Regions from separate parts of the Homo sapiens genome. Here region 2 is linked to region 1. A link is a loop called in an ENCODE intact Hi-C map of the cell type or tissue named here. Cell type or tissue: OCI-LY7. All regions are shown on one strand. Region 1 has its middle 3.7 kb from the start of ZBTB7B. Region 2 overlaps KCNN3 (potassium calcium-activated channel subfamily N member 3).

The links. A loop is a pair of places that touch in the nucleus more often than their neighbours do. Peaks named below come from ENCODE experiments on the same cell type or tissue, not always from the same donor. Only the 100,000 strongest peaks of a DNase experiment are listed, where the experiment ranks them.
Region 2: a loop joins it to region 1, with 4 times the contacts of the local background. A loop is called at or near these places in 3 of 110 quality-filtered maps.

The regions. Positions count from the first base shown.
Region 1 is chr1:154,997,887-155,000,386 of GRCh38, reverse strand. No RefSeq gene overlaps it. Among named protein-coding and RNA genes, the nearest start is that of ZBTB7B, 3.7 kb to the left of the region's middle. RefSeq lists silencers at 57-296, 777-856 and enhancers at 477-536, 54-1,006. In OCI-LY7, CTCF peaks have their summits at 865 (motif pointing right), 1,083 (motif pointing right) and 2,023 (motif pointing right); DNase peaks (open chromatin) are centred at 196, 476 and 1,106; H3K4me3 peaks cover 1,578 bases; H3K27ac peaks cover 1,728 bases.
Region 2 is chr1:154,862,574-154,865,073 of GRCh38, reverse strand. The region is part of intron 1 of KCNN3 (potassium calcium-activated channel subfamily N member 3); the gene reads left to right. Among named protein-coding and RNA genes, the nearest start is that of KCNN3, 6.5 kb to the left of the region's middle. RefSeq lists enhancers at 1-587, 1,115-1,204, 1,654-2,327, 2,328-2,500. In OCI-LY7, a CTCF peak has its summit at 1,280; DNase peaks (open chromatin) are centred at 303, 683, 1,283 and 2,058; H3K4me3 peaks cover 2,317 bases; H3K27ac peaks cover 2,500 bases.

The sequences.
Region 1 (2,500 bases):
CCCACCCTCCCTTGTCTCTCTTTTTCTCCTGGTGCAAATAGCTCCCCTCCTTACTCAGAAATCGGAGCGGGGAACCCCTACTTGAAATTCCCTCTTACCCCAACCCCTAACCACGCCAAACGACTGAAACAGCGGCGGCAGAGAAACGCTGACTGGGGACCCCGCCCCCTCCCATGAAACCCCTGCTGGGCCCCAGGGGCCGGCCGCCCCCGCCCCGCCACTAGGCCCAGACTGGAACTGGGAGCTGGAGGGCAAGTGAGGGGCCTGCAGGGGCCGCCTGGGGATAGGAGAGCGTCCCAGATCCGCATGTTAAGACTTAAATTTTTAGGTGACCAGCTAGACCTTAAATTTGGGGAGAGTAGCACGAGTTGGACAAATACCCAGAGAAGGAAGTGTTTACCCTAAGAGAGGAATGAAAGCCCCGAGTGGGAGGACTGAATACCTGGGGCTGGGGACAGCGACTCGGAATGACGGCCAGGTGCGCGGACTGGCCGGGCCACGTGCGCCGAAGGGTAGAAGCATAGAAGTTAGATGCTTGCAGAACCTGGGGGAATGAGGCCTTCAGGTGTTAAGAAAGGCGAGGCTTTGCCTGGGCGGGGTCCTGCGTGAGTGGGTCTGGGGGCCTGTTTCGGAATGTGGGGGGCTGAGCTGCAAGCGGAGCGTCAGCATGCGCCAGGCGCCCACCTCTTCTCCGCTGCTCCCCCCCATCCTCCGCTGCCTCCGCTTCCCTCGAAAAACCCGCCGCCCAGGAAACCGCTGGGGGCGCTCAGACCGCAGACCCCCCACGCCCCCCGCCCCCCAGCGCTCCCACCGCGACCGCCCAACCCACCTGAAGGGGCCGTGGCCGCCAGGGGTACCCCCCTCCCGCCGACTCCCCCCAACACCTGCGGGTGGCACTATTTATAACTCCGCGCCTATTCCGGGCCTCTGGGTTGGAGCCGGCTGCCGCGCAGCGCTAATCGCCGCCGGGATCTCTGCGCCCCCCAAGGCCGGGGGAGGCAAATTTAGCTTCAGGAAGCTCAGGGGAACAGTTTCCAAAACTCCACGTCCCAGAGAAGGCAAGACAACCCCTCTGCACTCAGCCTCCTTCCGATCAGCCACCAGGAGGCGCAGGTCCCCGGCTTCTCGAACCCAGCCAGCTAGGAGGTTACGGTCGCTTCTTTGAAGCTGGGGTAGGCGAAGGCCTGAGGGCGAATGATGGAAAGGAACTGAGGCCGAAGAATGGCTGGAGGAACGGGTACGCTCCAAGGCTGGCGAACACTCTAGAGTCTGAGAGTAACTGAGAAAGTTGGGTGGAGGGAAATAACTCACATGCAAGACAGATGTAAATATGATGCAAATAAGAGCCTATGCCCATGCCGGGCGCGGTGGCTCTCGCCTGTAATCTCAACACTTTGGGAGGCAGAGGCGGGTGGAACACCTGAGGTCAGGAGTTCGAGACCAGCCTAACCAACATGGTGAAACCCTGTCTCTAGTAAAAATACAAAAATTAGCCAGTCGTGGTGGCACACGCCTGTAGTCCCAGCTACTCAGGAGGCTGAAGCAGAATTGCCTGAACCTGGGAGGCGGAGGTTGCGGTGAGCCGAGATCGCGCCATTGCACTCCAGCCTGGGCAACAAGAGCCAAACCCCGTCTTTAAAAAAAAAAAAAAAAAAAAAAGCCTATGCCCTTGGGGATGGGTCTGCGCTCTGGCGCTGCCAGTGAAATGATTGCCACACACCCCTTTTTGCCGGCCTCTTGGTGTTGGGAAAACGTGGGACATCCCCACCCACCCACCCCTCCCCGCCGCCAGATTATTGCTATGATATCCAGTTTATTGCCTGCCGCTCCTCAGACCCTTGGGCCGTGACCCCTCTCCTCCAACTGTTCCTTGCATGCCAACGAGGGTCCTGTATCCGATGTAATCCGCCGGGAATCCTGGATATCAGGCTTCTCCTCTCGCTGTTGTACTTGAGGGTCACATCCAGCTGGTCCCTCCTGTCTCCATTCCTACTCCACCCATTCCCCCACCCCCTGTGACCATTAGAGGGCACCAGGGCACCGAGGGGTAGGTGAGGTTTTAATGGCAAAGGCCGCAATTACTTTTGCACCAACCTAATATCTTGGTACCCTGTCTCCTTCACCTCCCTCCCACCTTACTCCACTTGAGTTCCTGAGGGAGTAATTTGGACACTCAAAACCTGAGTTGCCCTAGTCGGGGAGAGATACTTGTGGGGGAACAGCCACAGAGTGGGGAGCCATGGGCCAGGAAAGATCTCTTGGCTGTGTGGATTAGGTGAAAGGGCTGCACCTGAAACCTCCAAATGGGCTGAGAACAGGGAGCTTAGGGCTGAGGTGGGAAGTGGCATGGAGCGGGTGCATGGAGGTGGTACCCTCCATGCTTTTGTTTGCATGGCCCTGCCTCCAGGCCACTTTGGCCACCATCTCCATGCAAACACCAGCTCAGAAGAGGAAGGCAGGCTCATTAGGAGAAGCCGTGAGTTGGGGATCTGAAAATCTG
Region 2 (2,500 bases), 140 kb after region 1:
GACTTCACCACCCTGACCCTGCCATCATGTTGGTGGCTGAGCTGGTACCTCTGTGTGGCTGGCAAGGCACCCAGGGGCCTTGTTTCTCGGGATCTCAGGCGTTGGGCTGTGGGATCTTCTCAGGGGAGGCTGGAGAGTGCTGGTGTGGCAGCATGGCTCTTCTTTTCCACCAATCTGTACAACCTCAAGCCACTTCCCCATGCCCGGCCTTGAAACTGGTCTGCATCTCTCCTCCCAGGCAGAACCAGTCCTCTGCCCACTCCCCCACCATGCTCCTGTCTCGCCTGCCCCACTGATTTCCTGCCCCTCTGCTCCTCTCTGTGGCCCCTGCCTGGCCTCGTTGCTGGGGTAACCCAGGTGGCAGAGAGGAGTTGGTGTGAAGATGCTTATCCAGGCTGCCCTGTCTGCTCCCACAGTGTCTTCTTTTCCCACTTCTAGTTACTCTTTCTTCAGACAACCTCATGGGAGGCCGCTTCTCCGTATGCCCAGGGGAGCCTGGTCGTCTGGCCATTCACTCTTTAAACAGAATGGCCAAGGCCAACTTGTCTGTCTCTTTGCAGACCTCACAGAGGTCCCTGAGTCCATCCCCAGCCTCTAGACCAAATGATTGAGTAGTATCACTGGAACCAGTTCTGATCCTCTGCTCTCCCTGGTCACGGAAGCCTTGTCTGCAGAAGGGCAGAGCAGCAGTGCAGGCTTGGCTAGCCAAGTGGCTCTGCACCTTCTGTTTGGACCCAGGTGCTGCTTTGGGATAGGTTGTTGGCTGTCACAGTGTCCTGGTATTTTTGAGAAGATGCCTCTGGGTACTGGTGCCTGTGTTTCAGGCCATGGTGGAAAAGTAGGAGTAGGATAGACCCTTTCCAGCCCTTTCCATGGACCCTCCCTGTGGGGTGACCTGCAGGACCAGGATGCAGAAGGCAGGAGACTGGCTGAGAGCCTGCGAGCCCACTGCCGAGGGCCCTAGGCACACATTTTGTCTTCACAGGTCACACTGAGTGTGTCGGCCCACAGGAGGGCAAGCGTGAAAATGGCCTTTTGACAGCGTGAAAATGGCCTTCTCCGCCACCCGCCCCAGGGTGGTGGTGACTTTATTTATAATCTTTGTGGACAGTCTGTAAATGAGTCAAACATCTGTAACCCACAGGGGGACAGCTAACTTTTTATATATGCTTCTCCTTTGCGTGTCATCACACTATTTATAACTGTCCTGGGGAAAGACTTCATCACACATCCGGACTTCCCTTCCCCACAGGCGGCATTACCCAGGTGCTCCGCCAGGGGCATCCTGGCTGGGGCACTTATCTCCTGCACAGCCTAAGTAGAAAGGCGGCTGATGCCTCGTATTTCTCTTATTGTGCTTTTAGGAAGAGGGATTTGTAAGGCCATGGTCAAAAGATCTGCTTTAAAAAAATATAAGGTAAAGAAAGTCAAAATGAAAAGAAATTTGAGTAACCTCTGTAGAGAATCTGGGGCCTGGATGGAAATGTAAGATCAGAATAGAGCGCTTCAGCTCTGTTGCAGTTATTTGTGAAGCACATTTGGGGGAGAAAATGAGTGTGTGCGGGGGTTGTGAGGGGCGGCTGTATATTGATGAAATACCACTTTACTCAGCTCAGTGACAGGCAGGCCAGCACATTCATTTGTAGTTCTTTTTCTTCTCTTTCTTTCAAAACCCCAAAAGGAGAGCAAGAAAGCAAGGCACCTATTCCTCTTTAAATAATGAGGGTGGGGAATTCTGAGACTGTGCTTTTCCCAGGAGCTGTAGGGAGGAAAATTCTAGTGCCTTTTCTTCGGGTGAGGAAAGTCCGGAGGAGGCGAATGGGTTTTTAAGTGCCCCCTCCCCCGACCCTGTCATTCCACCCCCAGGAGCTCAGCTGGGATCTGAGGGAAAGGAGGGGAGGAGCAGCTGGGGGCAGGGACCACGCTACTTTCTGGTCACCCAGCACTTCGCTGGGCTGGCCGGGATGTTGCTGAGTGACAGGAGAGGGGAAGGCAAGGACCATTTGCTGAGTGCTGGGCTGGCTTTACATTACACCCGGGAGTACAAGGAGCAGGTCGTGCTCACCGCCCCCTGTGTAGATGAAGTCACCGGGCCACACTGACACTGCCAGCGGTGGTGGCACTGAGATAAGAACCCAAGCCCGTTTAGCTCCCAAGTTCATGCCCTTTCCCTTGCCTGCTGCTGCCCATATCCTTAAAAGAGAAAAATTGAGTTTATGGCACTGAGACCCGTGATGCAAAATGTTGGAACAGGAGGAACTTTACCACGAGCTGGGCAGGAAGGGCTTGATGGAGGGCGGGAGATGCTGGCGCAGGTCCTGGAGAAGACAGTGCTGGAGGGGTGGCCAGGGCAAGTGTGGGCACCCCAGGTTGGCCTGGGATCAGGGTGAGATTGTGGACTGGCCCAAGGTCAGTTCTTGATGCCTCCTCTCTGGGGTCTGGTGCTGCTGCCCTCAGGGTGATACCGGGCAGGTTGTGAGGAGGGTAGGTGTGGAGAATA